Linked DNA regions of Homo sapiens: region 2 is linked to region 1. The links are chromatin loops, found by intact Hi-C in ENCODE. Cell type or tissue: mammary epithelial cell. All regions are shown on one strand. Each heading gives the region's core, and the rest is flanking DNA. Links, peaks and the distances in the headings are about the cores only.

What was found. Peaks named below come from ENCODE experiments on the same cell type or tissue, not always from the same donor. Only the 100,000 strongest peaks of a DNase experiment are listed, where the experiment ranks them.
Region 2: it touches region 1 in a loop (7-fold over the local background); 3 of 110 quality-filtered maps call a loop at or near these places.

What each region holds. Positions count from the first base shown.
Region 1 is chr7:54,826,647-54,835,683 of GRCh38, reverse strand. No RefSeq gene overlaps it. Among named protein-coding and RNA genes, the nearest start is that of SEC61G-DT, 72 kb to the right of the region's middle. RefSeq lists a silencer at 1,176-1,367 and an enhancer at 3,668-4,867. In mammary epithelial cell, for the core only: no CTCF peak of the experiment used is centred there; DNase peaks (open chromatin) are centred at 3,833 and 4,473; H3K4me3 peaks cover 562 bases; H3K27ac peaks cover 2,945 bases.
Region 2 is chr7:54,980,200-54,989,236 of GRCh38, reverse strand. No RefSeq gene overlaps it. Among named protein-coding and RNA genes, the nearest start is that of EGFR, 34 kb to the left of the region's middle. RefSeq lists enhancers at 2,930-4,129, 6,852-7,351. In mammary epithelial cell, for the core only: no CTCF peak of the experiment used is centred there; a DNase peak (open chromatin) is centred at 3,646; H3K27ac peaks cover 2,641 bases.

The DNA.
Region 1 (9,037 bases), core at 619-8,618:
TTCACGGAGTAAAAGGGTCCTAAAATGGTTAGGCAAAGATTCTCAGCCTCTTGGATACTATGTTCTAGCTAACTAGAAACTCTGTAAGTTTTAAAATAGGTATCTTTAGTGCAGGAGTCTTGCTTAGTGAATTGTGCAAGTTTTATTCAACACACATTTTTGAGGACCTCCTTTGTGCCAGGCAAGGTGTTAAGAGGCCAGCAAAGAGAGAGGCAGTTCGGCTAGGTGTGGTGGCTCACGCCTGTAATTCCAACACTTTGGGAGGCTGAGGCGGGTGTACCACCTGAGGTCAAGACCAGCCTGGCCAACATGGTAAAACCCCCCGTCTCTACTAAAAATACAAAAATTAGCTGGGTGTGCGCCTGTAATCCCAGCTACTGCCGAGGCTGAGGTAGGGGAATTGCTTGAACCTGGGAGGCAGAGGGTGCAGTGAGCCGAGATCGTGCCACTGCACTCCAGCTTAGGTGACAGAGCAAGACTTCGTCTCAGAAAAAAAAAAAGAGAGAGAGAGGCAGTTCACGACCTTGGCATTTATCCTCTAGCAGAGGGAGGTGCCAAAGGGATCTCACAAATGCAAGCAAGCTTCCTTGATAAATATGATGCTGAATTGCTGAATTGCTGCATGGCGTCAAGGGACTTTATGATGGACGGAACTGACTTAGGTCGGGGCAGTGAGGATTGAATCGGGATTTAAAGGAGGCAGAGGATGTGTTGCCTTGCAGCAGATTTGAGGGAAGTTGCAGAGATGGGGATGCAAAAACTCTGGTCAAAGACTGTGCGGTGAGCATGAGGACAGGACGGAAGGTCACTGTACAGGGCATGAAGTGAGGCAGGGGACACAGCAAACATAGGGCCTGGTGAGAGTTCTGAATTTAATGCACACACTGAGGGTGGGAGCAGGGTGGGTGGAAGTCCATAACTTCCACCAAGGACATTATGATAGGCAAATCAGGCGCAAGACTCTGCCTGCAATTAAACCATTGCCTATCAGCCCCAAACCACCTCTCCGCACTCCGCAGTAGTGATTTTCCGGCAATGTCACTGCCAACTCAATTTCTCCTTTGCGGATTGGTCCCTGTTCGCTTCCGCCACTGGGACACTGGACCAGGCACTGGGAGGCGGGAGGAGAGCCGAGGGGACTAGGGCTGTGGCTCCCTGTCCTTCCTGGTAGGGTCCCTCCGCAAGGACGCTTCGACCTGGCAGCAGCAGTTGGTCATCCTCTTCCAGCAGTTCCGGAAGCAGCGCCTCTATGGCCCCTGAGACGTCTGGGGCCCGCCCTGGGCCTTCAAACCCGAGCGGTCCAGGCAGAGAGAAGCAGACGTGCCGCAAAGGCCACATGGTGAGCTTGACGCTAGGGCGCCCCAGCCAAGGCTCTCAGCCTCCACTGCGTGTTAGAATCGTGGGCTCGGGGCCGGGCGCGGCGGTTCAAGCCTGTAATCCCAGCACTTTGGGAGGCCGAGGTGGGCGGATCACGAGGTCGGGAGACCAAGACCATCCTGGTTAACACGGTGAAACCGGTGAGCCGAGATCGCACCACTGCGCTCCAGCCTGGGCGACAGAGTGAGACTCTGTCTCAAAAAAAAAAAAAAAAAAAAAAAGGAATCCTGGGCTAGGAAGCCTGCAGAGTCAGAATCCTAGGGCAGGAGGCCGGCCCTGTAGAAACGGGTGGGAGCCGGCCACCCGGGATGAGACAGGGTCAGCCAGGAGCCAGGCCCCAACCATTTAGCTGCCGTCCAGGCACCCTCCGGAAGCTTCCCTGCGCCTGCTTTGAACCCATGGTTGCCAAGCGCGGTTACTCATGCCTGTAGTCCCAGCACTTTGGGAGGCCGAGGCAGGCGGATCACGAGGTCAGGAGTTCGAGACCAGCCTGGCCAACATAGCGAAACCCCATCTCAACTAAAAATACAAAAATTAGCTGGGCGTGGTGGCAGGCGCCTGTAATCCCAGCTACTCAGGAGGCTGAGGCAGGAGAATCGCTTGAACCCGGGAGGCGAAGGTTGCACTGAGCCGAGATCGCGCCATTGCACTCCAGCCTGGGGACAGAGCAAGACTCCGTCTCAAAACAAACACAAACAAAGACAAACAAACAAAAAAGAACTCATGGCTGAGAAATGCCGGCCGGATCTCAGCTCCTCTCGGCCCGCGTGTCCAGAAATCGACACGGATTCTAATCAGGGGTTGAGAGACATGAAGAGCCCACCCCCCTCCATCCCACCTGCCGCCAGCACCAGCCCGCACCGCTCTAGGAGCCGCCACCGCTGCGGCCACCGCTGCGGCTTCCCTCGCATGGCCGCAGGGCCTGGAACCAGTGCGCGCCTCGGATGCAGGCTTCGCGAAGATTCGGCAGCCGCAGGGCCGGGCGCCTGGCCACCAGCCTGCACTGCTCCTGCTGTGTTGTGCCAGCCTCAAGCCAGATTTACGTTGCTTCTGGAAAAGAAACGCGTCATTACTCATCCAGGCTCGGAAACAAGCGGCACTTCAGCCTCGTCGCCGTCCCCTGGCTGCACAGGGCGGGCGACTTGGGCCGGCGAGGCCAGGGCTGGACACGGTTCGGGATGAACGCTCCCTGACCCACGTCTGGCCTGCTGCCCACTCAGCCCTGCATTATGGAAGAGTCACTCAGCGTCGCTGCACGCCTCGGTGCCCCTATTCACAAACCTGCAGCCCAGTCCTGGGCTTCCTCCCCCAGATGGAGCAGGCAGGGCTCCAGGACCAGTCCTGTGTGAACCCCAGGCCAGCGAGGTGCAGTCCTGGCCCTCTTAGGAGGAGAATCCTTAGGATCACCTTCCTCTACTCTGCGCTTCTATTGAAAAACCGCATTGCAAGAGGGAAGTGGTGGGGCAGGGAATGGGGAGGCTTTTCTACTTTGTTTGAAATGGCATTACAGCTTCTCTGATTTTAAGAGTAATACATTATCATCGCAAAAAACTCAAGGCAAAAATAATTTCTGTGATATCAACTTCTAGAGATAATTTCTACTAGTATTTTATTGTATTTTTGAGGTACATATTATGAAAAGAGAAAGAGGATAGGTGTATTTTAAAACCAACAATGATTTAATCTTTTTAATGATGTTTAAATGCTTTAATGCTATTTTGTTTACTTTATTTCCATCTGCTATAATCTTTTAACTACTGTTTTGTAAAAATACTCACTAAGATAACTCCTAACACCTTTTCTACTTTATATTTTTTGTGTATTTTTTCAGTGTTTGAAAGTTGTATGGTATATTTTAGAGGACGTGGAATAGATTTTTTAAAAGAATATGTATTGAATCAAATGGTGCACTTAATTCAGCCTAATGTCTTCAAGGTTTACCCATGTTGCAGAAATGTGTTAGAATTTCCTTCCGTGTAAAGGCTGAATAATATTCCATTATATGTGTATATCACATTTTCTTTTTATGGTAGTAAACATTTTATTTTTATTTATTTTTTAGTTGACAGAAAAATTGTTTGTATTTATTATGAACAACATGATGTTCTGAAGTACAGTAGTCTTCCCTTATCTGCAGTTTCCTTTCTGCGGTCTCAGTTACTTGTGGTCAACCATGGTCCAAAAGTGTTAGATGGAAAATTCCAGAAATTAAGAATCAGTTTTAAATTGTGTGCCATTCTCAGTAGTGTGATGAAATATCATACTGTCCCGTCCATCACACCCAGGATGTGAATCATCCCTTTGTCCGGCGTACCTGGGCTGTTATACACTACCTGCCCATTAGTCACTTAGCTGTCTTGGTGATCAGACTGACTGCCAAGTATAGTGTGTAAACCAAAAAGTATCTGAGAAAGGTCTCCATCAATTCAGAAGTTAATTTTGCCAAGGTTAAGGAAATGCCCGCAAGGGAGGTCTGTGCCTTGCTCCAAAGACGATTCTGAGGGCTTTGGTATTTAAAGGGGAAAGAGGGAAGTTGTGGTTACATGACTGAATCCATGTGTTGCAAGAGAAAAGGAGCAGGTAGGGGAATAGCCTATTATGTGTTCTTCTAGCTCTCAGTAAATCGGCGCTTCACTTAAGATAAGGTGAGGGTACAGTAGCTACCTGTGGAGATGTTTAACCTTTTATCTGTACTACTCTGCTTGGGAATAAAAGGAAAAGCAGCTTCTTGCATGACTCAGCTTTCAGCTTAATATTTTCTTTTAGCAGAGTGAAATTAGGTTCCTAAGTTTTGGTTTTCCTTTCGCAAGTATATGTAGGGTTTGGTACTATGCATGGTTTCAGGCATTTACTGAGGGTCTTGGAATGTATCCTCTTGGAATGGATAAGTAGGGACTACTGTATATATACATTGTGGAATGGCTAAATCTAGCTTGCATTATCTCACATAGTTGTCATTTTTGTGGTGGGAACACTTAACATCCTCATTCAATTTTTACACGCAGGTACTGAGTGTCTACCATGTACCAGATTCTGCTCTGATACTGGGGACAGAAGAGAGACAGGCCACACCCTGAACCCACGGAGCCAGGAGCGATGATGAATAAGAAAACAAACAAAAAAAATTGAGCAAGATGATTTCAAAGTGTGGCATTAGGTAGTAATAAACAAGATGATGAATGAGTAGGCAAGGGGTGGGAGAAGGTTATTCAGATAGGATGGTCTGGAAAGGTCTCTGTAGAGGTTGTGTTTGATCTAAGAGCTGAAGGATAAGAAAGACTCGGGGATAGAAGGGACTTGAAATATTACAAGAATGGAAGGGAGGCTAAACTGCTGAAATACCCGTGTGCATGTATGTGTACGTGTGTGTGTGCATGCATGTGTGTGCATGCATGTGTGTGTGTGGTGATGAAAGACAGATGAGGCTAGAGAGAGCCTTTTATTATTGCAAAATATTATGTTTGAAGAGTTTTAAGCTTACGAATGAGACAACCTGATTATTAGATTTAAAAAGATGGTCCTGGCTGCTTTATGAATTAACATTTGTGTAAAGTTTTACAGTTTACACAGTATTTTCCCATTCATAGTCTCATTTTATCCTCATTCCAGACTTTTGAAAAGGTCTTCCTCATTCCCCTTTATTTTTCATTTGTGATAAGAACACTTAACATGAGATTTACCTTCTTAACAGATTTCAAGTGTACAATACAGTATTGTTAACTGTAGGCATGACGCTGTACATCAGATCTCTATAACTTATTGATTTCACAAAACTGCAATTTTATATCCATTGGACTGTAACTTCCCCTTCTCCTCTCCCTCCAGCCCCTAGCAAACACCATTCTACTCTCTGCTTTTATGAAATTGACAGTTTTAGATTCCTTATGTAAGTGAAATCATGCAGTATTTACCTTTCTGTGACTGACTTAGCATAATGTCCTCAAAGTTCATCCATGTTTTCACATGTTGCGGAATGTCCTTCTTTTCTAAGGCTGAATAGTATTCCACTGAATGTATACACCAAACTTTCTTGATTCGTTTACCTTCCAATGAATATTTAGGTTGTTTCTACATCTTGACTATTGTTAATAATGCTGCAATGAACGTGGGAGTATTAATTTCTCTTCAAGATCCTTATTTCAATCCTTTTGAATAAATACCCAGAAGTTGAACTGTTGGATCATATGTTAGCTCTATTTTTAATTTTTTGAGGCACTTCAATACTGTTTTTCATTATGGCTGCACAATTTTACATGCCCACCAACTATGTACAAGGGATTCAATTTCTCTGTATCCTCACCGACATTTGTTGTCTTTGTTTTTTTGATAATAGACATCTTAACAGGAGTAGGGTGATATCTCACATTGTGGTTTTGATTTGCAATTTCTTCGTGATTAGTGACACTGAGCAACTTTTCATATACAAGTTGGCCATTTGTATGTTTTCTTGAAGAAATGTCTATTCAGGTCTTTAGCTCATTTAAAAATTGTGCTACCAGGTTGTTTTTTTTTTTTTTTTTTTTTTTTTTTGCTATTGAGTTTTAGCAAATATTGTAGCAAATATGTTTCTTAAGTATTTTGGAAATTAACTCCTTATCACACGTATGGCTCACAAACATTGGAAAACTGGGAATAAATGTGGCTAACTCAGTGTATGAGTCCATTTTTGTGTTACTATAAAGAAATATCTGAGGCTGAGTAATTTATAGAGAAAAGAGGTTTATTTGGCTCACGGTTCTGCAGGCTGTACAGGAAGCATGGCACTAGCATCTGCTTTTGCTGAGATCTCAGGAAGCTTCCAATCATGGCAGAAGGCAAAGGGGAACCAGTGTGTCACATTGCAAGAGAAGAAACAAAAGAGAGAGGAGGTAGTTCCAGGCTCTTTTGAACAATCAGATCTTTTGTGAACTCATAGTGTGAGAACTCAAAGATGGCACCAAGCCATTCATGAGGGATTTACCCCCATGATCAAAACACCTCCCGCCAGGTCCCACCTCCAACATTGGAGATCACATTTCAACATGAGATTGGGAGAGACAAAACATCTAAACTATAGCACTCTGCAAAGGTCACAGTGGTAGAATTGCACCCATGTCTTCTGACTCAAAATGTCTTCAAGACACTTTTGGACAATCACTACTTTCTTTCACATACTTATTTATTTCCATTACAATTTTAGTTATCTAAGTGAATGGACAAAAAATGTCAGTTAGCTGCCTGCTACTTTAACAGAACCATGTTAAATGCTAAATAGATACTTCAGTTCAGATGTATTTCTTGTGCTCAGTCCAGTTGGACTGTAGTTGGAGAGCCCAGACATATTTTCATGTATAATTAATGTGGGACTAAAACAAAAAGCATTAAGAAAGTTACCAGAGATTGTCAAGAGTAATTTTTAAGGAGTTCAGACATGAGGCCCATTCTATAAAATGAGTACACATTGGACAGGTCATGGGATGAAGAAGTGCATTTTGGGAGATTTAAAAAATTGGTAGCCAAGAATTTAACATCCCCATCCCTACACTACATAATCATAATACCCACAACTTCCCCCTCCAAAAAACTGAACTGCGGTATAAATAAAACCAACATGCCATCTTCACAAAAGTCCCCAGCTAGCAACCCTCAGTCTTTCCAGTCACAGAACTGTCCCAGAGTCTCTCCTTTATAGAAATTTTGGAACTACTAATGAACAAGCCAGGAATATTTGAAAACAAAAGCACTGAGGTTGAAATTTGTAAAATGCATTTGGAGGATGGGAAGGTAGATGACATTGTAAAACAGGTCGAGAGTGTTGAAGTGTGAGAGGAACATGCATGGAGCTCTGCTTCGGCAAGTTTTAATTCACAGCAGGGAGAATTCAGAATGTCATAGAAACTGAAATCATTTAAAGGGATAAGAGGTTTCTTTGAATAATCTAGGTAGTTAGAATGCAAGCGAAGATGTGAAGAAAAAGGACAAATTGGAGAATCATGTTTGTGGTCATGTAGAATTGAATTGGGAAGGCCTGTCGATTAATGGAGCAACACTCGGCATTCAGTTTTCCTTCAATAAGAAGGCTACGTTCTCTCATGCTTTATGATGGCAGCAGTGTGTAAAGAACTTGGAACTAGTTCCTTCAAAACAGGCTCATTTTTTTAAACTTGTTTATATGAGTTAGTTTTATTTTACTTTTATTTTAGGTTCATGTTACAAAGGAAAACTTGTGTCATGGGGGTTTGATGTACAGATTATTTGACCATCCAGGTAATAAGCATAGTACCCGATAGGTAATTTTTTAATCCTCACCCTCCTCTGCCCCTCCACTCTCAAGTAGGCTCCTGGGTCTGTTGTTCCCTTTTTTGTGTCCATGTGTAGTCAGCGTTTAGCTCCCACTTATAAGCGAGAACATATGGTATTTGGTTTTCACTTCCTGTTTTAGTTTGTTTAGAATTATGGCCTCCAGCTCCATCCATGTTCCAACAAAGAACATGATCTCATTCCTTTTTATAGCTGCATAGTATTCCATGGTGTATATGTATCACATTTTATTTATCTAGTCTACCACGGATGAGCATGTAGGTTTATTCCATGTCTTTGCTATTGTAAATAGTGTTGTGATGAACAAATGCATGCATCTATCTTTATAATGGAATGATTTATATTTTTTGGATATATACCCAATAATGGGATTACTGGGTTGAATGGTAATTCTGCTTTGAGTTCTTTGAGAAATCACCAAACTGCTTTCCACAATGGCTGAACTAGTTTATGTTCCCACCAGCTGTTTGTAAGCATTCCCTTTTCTTCACAAGCTCACCTGCATCTGTTATTTTTTTAATGTTTTAATAGCCATTCTGACTGGTGTGAGATGGTATTTCATTGTAGTTTTGACTTGCATTTCTCTAATAATTAGTGATGTTGAGCATTTTTTTCATGTTTCTTGACCACTTGTATGTCTTCTTTTGAAAAGTGTCTGTTCATGTCCTTTGCCCAGTTTTTCATGGGGTTGTTTTTTGCTTGTTGATTTGTTTAAGCTCCTTATAGATTCTTGATATTAGACTTTTGTCAGATGCATAGTTTGAAAATATTTTCTCCCATTCTGTAGGTTGTCTGTTCACTCTGTTGATAGTTTCCTTTGCTATACAGAAAAGCTCTTTTGATGAACTGGGTCCCATTTGCCAATTTTTGTTTTTGTTGCAGTTGCTTTTGGCATCTTTGTGATAAAATCCCTTATCCAGAATGGTATTTTCTAGGTTATCTTCCAGTGTTTTTATAGTTTTAGGTTTTACATTTAAGTCTTTACTCCATCTTGAGTTGATTTTTGAATACAGTATAAGGAAGGGGTCCAGTTTCAATTTTCTGCATATGTCTAGCCAGTTATCCCAACATTGAACAAGGAGTCCTTTCTTCACTGCTTGTTTTTGTCAACTTTATTGAAGATCAGATGGCTGTACATTCATGGCATTATTTCTGGGTTCTCTGTTCTTTTCCATTGGTCTATGTGTCTGTTTTTATACCAGTACCATGCTGTTTTGGTTACTGTAGCCCTGTAGTATAGCTGGAAGTCAGGTAACATGATGCCTCTAGTTTTGTTCTCTTTGCTTATGATTGCCTTGGCTATTTGAGCTCTTTTTTGGTTTAATATGAATTTTAAAATAGTTTTTCTAATTCTGTGAAG
Region 2 (9,037 bases), core at 366-8,365, 150 kb before region 1:
TATTTAAATCTCTCTGTTTTATTTGAACTAAAACACAGAGACAAGTGTGTAGTCAGGTGTTGATGGCTGTGTTGCAAAGGGAAGGTCCATGAATTACTGATGTGGAAGCCCTTGGGGCAACAACAACAACAAAAAAAACCAAGGACTGTTTCATGTTTGGTGGTGGTGGTGGTGGTATTTCCCAGATTCTATAATTTATTCAGCAAAGAACTCTGCAAAGAACTCTCACCACCCCATTCTTCTTTCACATGATTGAGATAGTTATTGTCATTTGCAATCTACAGAGCCTTCCTGAACACAAATTGTGATAGTATAAAATACACAAGGTATGTCTATAGAGATACGAGATCAATTCCACTGGCATATTTCTGTCTAGATTGTGAAGAACTAGTTTCCTAAAACTACTCTACTGCTTACTCGGTAGCTGAGGGACCATGTTTCAGGAGAGCTAGGACTGTGGGTGAGATTGGACTGATGAATGTCCACCTCCATGATTTTATGATAGCCAATTACCTTATTACACAATTAGGCCTTGTAAATAGATGGGGACATGCTCAGTCAACTGTACAAATATTAGACATAGATTTGGTGAAAGATTTAGATTATGTATCCCTGTGAGTACAAGAGCTTTTGGTGTGGTGTCAAGTCCTGAGGAAAAATATGTGAATTGTATATTCAGAGATTAAGAAGATAAAGGGACAAATTAATACCTGCTATTTAATGATTAGAAAAATTGCCAACTAATTATGAAAATTAATAATCTGTAAGCTCATTTATTGTATGTATAAGTGAAAACAGTAGGTTACTAGCATACTGCAGTGTTTGGCCTTAATAGCATCTTTATAAAGATAAAAATAAATGATAGTTGAAATAATAGAAATGAATTTTTGAAAAGTGTCTTATTCAAGTAAAGCTCTGCTTATGAAAACTGTTCTTTATTACAAACAAAAGCCCACTTTTTGGCCTTGAAATCCAAGCTTTTCTACTTACAGTTTTTACCTTTTATAAAGTTGTGTCAATAAATCATCAAAACTAGCCAAAATGGATTTCATAGCAGAAAGTCTGACTTGAAACCATTTTTACTATGGTGTGATTTTCCAGCCAGAACTTGTAAAATTACCAAGAGTGACTGTTTTAAAAAACAGTATTGTAAATGCTTCATCAGCCCTGGGCAGCCTTCTTTAACTCCTGACTCCAGGCAGCTTGAGCTTCTTCCTTCTCTGTGTGTTTGTGAAGACTTTGACCTGCCTTGTAAATCTTTGTTTACATGCTTGTCATCATTCTGGACAATGATCTCCTCAAGGTCAGAGGGTGCTTTTTTATTGGTGGTTTGTTTGTTTCCTGGTTGTTGTTTATTTAGGGTTAAACATAACACATATCCACGATAAAAATCAGATGTTTAAAAATATAATAAAGAAAGTTTAAAAATTTAGATCAAATCCCATTAACAAGAAGTAATCATTCTTGGCATTACGTGCAAAATTTTCTAAGTCTAGTGTCTGTGTGTAGTTGCAGATATCAAGAAAGAAAAAATGGGCAGAAATAATTGTAGAACAATAAAATCAAATTACATGTGTTATTTTGAAATAAATTATATTACATTTAATTTTACTTGAACTTAAAAGAAACTAAAGTGAAATTAGAACAACTGAAATTTATTTTTATCTTGATTCTAAATTATCTCTTTAAATTTAAGCAAAGGTTATAAAAACCTTTAAAAGACCATTATTTTGATTAACTAAGCATTTTAGCATTAGGCTTTAGTTATTTATTATCCTATAACTCCCCATTTTTCTTATTTATATTGTTATTTAATTTTAAAATTTTTATTTTGAGATAATTATAGATTCACATCTACAAAGAAATATATGAAATAGTACAGAGATTCTGTTTAGCCTCCATCCAGTTTCCTTCAAAGATAGCATCTTGCATATATACATTATATAGTACAAAATCACAACCAGGAAATCAACTTTGATGCAATCCACTGACCTTATTCAGATTTCATGAGCCTTATATGTACTTATATGTGTATGTGTTTAATTCCATGCAATTTTATCACATGTGTAGATTTGTGTGACCACCACAAACCAAGACGCAGAATAATTCTATCACCAGGATTCTTCAAGCCTTGGCACCAAGAATGTGTTCTCCATCCCTGTAATTCTGTCATTTCAAGAATATCACATACATGGATTCACATATTAGGTAACTAACCTTTTGATACCGGCTTTTTTCACTCCACATAATCCCCCGAGATCCATCCATGTTGTTGCATGTATCAATATTTCATTCCTTTTTATTGCCGAATACTATTCTGTGGCATGAATGTGTCACTGTTTGTTTAACCAGTCACCTGGTGAAGGATATTTAGGTTGTTTCCAGTTTTAAGGTATCACCAGTAGGCATCTATGTACACTCATGTGCAGGTTTTTGAGTGATTTTCAGGGACCCCCCCCGAATAGACACATGTGAGTACAGTTTCTGGGTTGTATGATATGTGCAGGTTTAGTCTTTAGAAACCGCCCCACTCCAGGATCAGTGGACTATTTTACATTCCCACCCGCAATGTGTGAGCCATCCCATTTCTTTGTGTCCTTACAAATGTTTGGTATTATATTAAGTGCTCATGGTAATCACAGTTACATCCTTTTCTATAATCACTATTCACCACAATTATTTCTTTCCATAGTTATATACTTAAATGTATTGAATACTCAGTACCATAAATGCTGTGTTTGGATTAGTGTAGGGATCTTATGAAGCACTTTTGTTGCGCTTTGTGTTTAAAAATCTTATTTAAAAAAACTATTGATGCAATAATCTCTCTAGATTCTTACGTGTTTGAGAACTTCTGTGGCCTTTCTACCTGAAGGAGAAATTTACTGTGTAACAATTCTGGTGGGCAGTTTCATTTATCTTCTGGCATTTCTGGTTACTATAGGAAACCCTACTTCCTCCCCAAAATGTAACTCGCTTTTTTTCCCCCTGAATACTTACATGATTCTTCATCCTTGAGATACAGTAATTTCACGGGCTGTGCCTTGTTGTGTGTTCTCCAGAATGTGTTTCTTGTGGGTTAATCTGCATTGTGAAATATTTCCTTATTCCAGAAAAGCCTTCTCATAGCTTTGAATATTTTCTGTTTACTTTTTCCTGTTCTCTTCATAAGAAATAACAATTCATTTAGCCTCTGGCAGACCCTCTTGGCTTGGAGTCCATAGGAACAGCATTTGACACAGCTCTCCCTAGCATCTCGTGGTGCTGTTGTGGTCTTCAGGGGACACTCACTGTCCCTAAGACCTCAGGGCATCTTACAGCTCAACCTATGGCTGACATCTCCTGACTGGGAACCCTCTGTCCTGCTCAGCCACACTTGAGTCTTGGCCCCAGACAGGCAGTGGCTGCCAGGTGAGCTTCACTGCTTGTCACATGGGTTTGTACATTTCTTTGAATTGTTTATGAAGGGTTCAAGGAGGGGGAATAAAACAAAATGACAAGGTCCATCTGAATAGGAGAGCTCGGCCCTCTTCACCTCGCTGTCCTCCTGCTCCAGGCAGTGTTGACGCAGAGCTGGATAATCCTTATGGAATGTTTGGACAAATGAGCAGATGCAGAAGTGATATTCTGCACCAAGCAGAGTCATCGAAGATGAGAGTGGCTGCAATCAGCTAAAAGAAATCACCAAGACTGGCTCTGACAACTGTGACTGAGTGAGTCATGAAGAACTCATTTAATATTTTTGACCATTTCCTGAATTGCCCACATACAAACCCAGTAAATGATTCATTGTTATCCATTCTCATTGTGAAAATTGCTGAAATAAAATGATCATTATGGTCCAATAATTTTGGTTGCAGCACTATTCACAACAGCAAGAATATGGAATCAATCTAAGTGTCCATGAACGGATGAAAGGATAAAACAAATGTGGTATACACACAATGGAATATTATTCAGCCATGAAAACGAATGAAATCCTGTCATGTGCAGCAATATGGATCCTATCATTTGCGGTAACTGGATGTTAAGTGAAATAAATCAGGCACAGAAAAACAAATATCACATGTTCTTACTCATATATGCAGATAAAAAACTGGATCACCTGAAGATAGAGAGTAGATTGGTGGTTATCAGAGTCTGGGAAGGGTACATGGGGAGGGAGAGATGAGAGAGAGAAAAAAGAATCTGAACATAGTTATTACCACTCAACTGTACTCTTGAAAATGGTAAAGAGGGGATCCCATTGAGTTAAAAAAGCTTCTGCACAGCAGGGGAGACAGTCAATAAAGTGAAGGGACAACCCACAGAATGGGAGAAAATATTTGCAAACTACCCATCTGACAAGGGATTAATAACCAGAATATATAAGGAGTTCCAACAACTCTATAGGAAAAAGTCTAATAATCAGATGAAAAAATGGGCAAAAGATCTGAATAGACATTTCTCAAAAGAACACCTACAAATGGCAAACAGGCATATGAAAAGTTGCCCAACATCACTGATCAGAGAAATGCAAATCAAAACTACAATAAAATATCATCTCACTCCAGTTAAAATGGCTTTTATCCAAAAGACAGGCAATAACAAATGCTGGTGAGGATGCGGGGAAAAGGGAACCCTTGTGTGCTGTTGGTGGGAATGTAAATTAGTGCAACCACTACAGGGAACAGTTTGGAGGTTCCTCAAAGAACTAAAAATAGAACTGCCATATGACCCAGCAATCCCACTGCTGGGTATATACCCAATAGAAAGGAAATCAGTGCATCAAAAAGATATCTGCACTACTATGTTTATTGCAGCACTGTTCACCATGGCCAAGATTTTGAAGCAACCTAAATGTCCGTCGACAGAGGTAGGGATAAAGAAAATGTGGTACATATACACAGTGGGGTACTATTCAGCCATAAAAAAGAATGAGATCCTGTCATTTGCATCAACATGGATAGAACTGGAGGTCATTATGTTACATGAAATAAGCCAGGTGCAGAAAGACAAACTTCACATGTTCACACTCATTTGTGGGAGCTAAAAATGAAAACAATTGACGTCACAGAGATAGAGAATAGAAGGATGGTTACCAGAGGCTAGGAAGGGTAGCAGGGAAGTTAGAGAAGTGGGGATGGTTAATGGGTAAAAATATGTAGTTAGAGGGAATTAAATAAGATCTAGTATTTGATACCATAATGGGGTGACTACAGTCAACAATAATTTATTGTACATTTTTAAATGACTAAAAGAGTATAATTGGCTTGTTTGTAACACAACGACATGAGAAATGCTTGTGGTGATGGATACCCCATTTACCTTGATGTGATTATTGCACATTGTATGCCTGTGTCAAAATGTCGCATGTACCCCATGAATATATACACCTACTATGTACCCATAAAATTAAAAATAAAACATTTAAAAATAGTAGAGATGGTAAATTTTACATATATATTTTACCTCAATAAAAATAAAATTAAAACAGCAGCAATGAATAAACAATATAGCTATAAAGAATATAGCTATCTTCATTAAGTTTCTAGGGTCTGCCAGATTTTAGCTGTTACAATTACTATTGGAATTTTATAGGTAAGAAGAAGAAAATGACTTTCTAGGTGGCAAGCATTCTATGGCCACAATAGCATCTCGTTCTGTAAGTTTTCTGATTGACCCTGTTCTTAGTGTTCAACGTGGGACTGAGAACGTGGGTAGGACATCAGGGCTCTAATTTTCTGCAGATGCTGATAAAGTCTTGGTAAATAATTGTAAAGTTTAGAATCCTGAAATTCTTTTGTTTTAGTTGTCAATGTTCAAGTAAGTCTTTATTAAACGTAACAAATGCTGAGTTAAAAGAGAAAAAAAAACAAATGAACAGGGAAACTTTAGACATTGCTGCTGGGAATCAAAGAGGTACAAGTATTGGAAATGGAAACTATTTGTTAAAATTAAAAATTTATTTCCTGTAAACCGGTAATTTAACTTCTAGATATAGAATTAACAAATTCAAGCCCACATGTGCCAAAAGACACATACAAAGGATTATAGCTGCATTGTTTGTAATTGTTGCAAATTAGAAACAACCAAAATGTCCACCATGAGTAGAATGGATGAGTAAATGGTAATTCATATGAGTAAAAGCTATCTATTAATTAAAAAGAATTAACTAAAGCTACATGGATCAATCCACAAACGTAATTTTCAGTGAAAGAGGTCAGGCTCAGATTAGTGAATGATGCATTATTCTTTTGACAGAAAGTTTGAAGCCAGGCAGAATGGACCCCTGGCATCAGAAGTCGGCATGGTGCTACCTTGGGTTGAGGCAGGGGGCACGGAGCTGCTGGGTGCTGGCTGTGTTTTAGTTCCTGGCATGTGAAAGTTACGTAAGTAGGTTTACATTTAATCATCAAGTTGTTCATTTTTGATGTGTGCACTTTGCTGTTCAGTAAAAAGTGAAAAAAAAAATGTAAAAACAAACCAAGAGGACAGATTTTAACATGGGAGTTTGGAAACAGAAGAGGAAATAGCAGTGGAAAACAGACCTCTGTCTGTCCGTGTATGAAAATTGACAAGACTAAACATCTTAGGAGTAGGAAATGAGGACTCTTGAAACCGAGACACATGTGAAGGGAATCCTAACAAATGACCAACATATTAGCAAGGTATTGGAGTTGCCTAGGGCAGCACAGAGAGAGCGGTGTGTGAACAAGTTTTAAAGATCACAATGGGATGAAAGACTTAAGCGGTGGATCTGTTTTAGAGGCAACCTCTTATTGTATGATCAGACAGTCTCGTCGTAATGATACAACGAATTTCATGGAGGGAAAATAGTAGGTCCCTTGTTTTAAAAAATAGTCTCATCAAATGCATCTGTCTCTGAGAGCAGAGAAAAGGAAAATTACAATTAATGAAACGGAAATATACAGAGGACATTCAAAATAATCATGTGGAAAATCATATGACAAACATCAAAAAAAGTCAAAAACAAAAGGAAGAGACAACGGTATAAAATAAGCCGTAAATAACATACATGTTATGATTGGATAACATCAAGTGCATTCGTCACTACGCTAGGTGGGGTGGGTGGAGGTCATCCCCACCTCCTGGCCAGCGCACATGCGTGCAATCCCCTCCCCTTCGTGTGGGCTGGGCCAATGACTGGTTTCTAAGAATGGGACACAGCGGAAGTGATGGCTGTCACTGCTGAGGTTAGCGACATGAACACTGCAGTTTCAGCCTTGGGCTGCTGTCTCTGCGCTGAGGGGAGCTGGCTGCCATGTCCTGAGCTGCCCTGTGGAGAGGGTCACGTGTCAAGGAACTGATGTCTCCCACTGTGGAAATAAATGAAGACCACCCAAATAAGAACAGGCAAAGGCTGTTTATTCAGAGCTGCTATAGCAAGGGGGTCCATGGCCATCAGTTGCATCCTGACAGACTCAGGCAGGCAAGGAGTGGGGAAGCTTCACCGTGGAAAAGGGGAGGCTTCGGGTGCCCTGGCAGGGGCTGTGGGCCTGAGGAAGCCGGGGGCGGCTGGTGAGAAGTGGGCATCCCATGGGACTGGCTAGGGGACATACTGGGCTTTCTCTGGTTGGCCCTAGATTGGAAGCAGGGATGAAATCTAGGAAACTGTGAGTTATTAATCAAGTCCTGGCTGTTTGGGTCTGATTATTACAGACTGCAATGTTTAATTTCCCATGTTATTTCTAGAGACAGCAATCTGAATTCCTACAAGCCTGGCATGGAGCAGGCTGGCCTCCCTGGCTGGTTCCTGTAGATGAAGGCTTGGCCTCCTGGGCTGGCTGCTGCAGGGGGTGGGTGGGAGTTCTACTCTTATAGATGCTCTGGCCATTGTCCATTTGTGTACTCAGTCTCTCACCACTGAGAGCCAGCAAGGACCCAAGGCCTGGAAACAACCTGGCGAGGGGTCTTGGTTGTGGGTCCTCCCCGTGAGCGTAGAAATGACCGCATACCAGATTCAACTAAAAAATAAAATCCAGCTATTATCTGTTTGAAAGAAAGATTTAAAATATGATCAAAAAAGGTGGGAAAAAAAGATGAAAGTATTAGGTCCAGGAAATGGATGGGGAAGGGGAAAACATATATGTGAAACTATAAAAATATTTAGCTTTTTTGGCTACAAAGTAAAACATTAAAAGTAAAAGTTATTAGTCCTCATTTCTCACATGATGGGTGAATGTTATTTTCATTTTCATAAATTTTTGCTTTCTAATTTTCTTACGCTGAACGTCAAATTTCTGATCAGGAAATACAAGGAAATAAAGTACTCCTCCATTTTTCCTGGGTCCTTCCTCCTTATGCCTCTCTCTTCCTGTCTAAGCACGGGGTCCCAGCACCGCCTCTGCGGGCTCCTTTTCTCAGCCCCTCTTTTTGGTGCCTGTTCCTTCCTGCTTGCAGCCTTTGGAAGCCGCTGCTCTTCCGCCCATGTCTGCGCTCCCTCTGCCCGTGGATATCGCTTGCCTCTCTCTTCCTGGCCAATGGGGTGGCCCTGCCTTCATAGCATCTCCGGTTCTCTTCCACGGCGCCCGAGGGCGTCCTGGGGGGAGAGGCCTCCTGGGGATAGGCCTATGTTGCTTCCTCCCTGACACACACCCTGGATCCCCGAATGCAAACTATGTACATGGATAGGCTAAAAAACAAGCTTTTGTAAATTAGTAAATAGTGTTTGAGTCAACTGGAAGTCACAAAATAATGTTTGTTTAACAAAACTAAATGATTATCCTATTTATTCAAATATAAGACTGTCGGAAACTATTCTGGGAAGTTCAGATATTGTAGCCAAAACATATACAAAGGTAACATACCGGCACAGTAATTGGAATGCAGTCATACTGGCATGCCCCTAGACAATTAAATCAATGGAACCAATAGGGTTTGTAATTATAATTATAGACCAATGACATATTAGAGTATAATAACTGATTATTCGGGCTGGTTGCAGTGGCTCATGACTGTAATCCCAGCACTTTGGGAAGCCAAGGCGGGCGGGTCACCTGAGGTCAGGAGTTGGAGATCAGCCCCATCAACATGG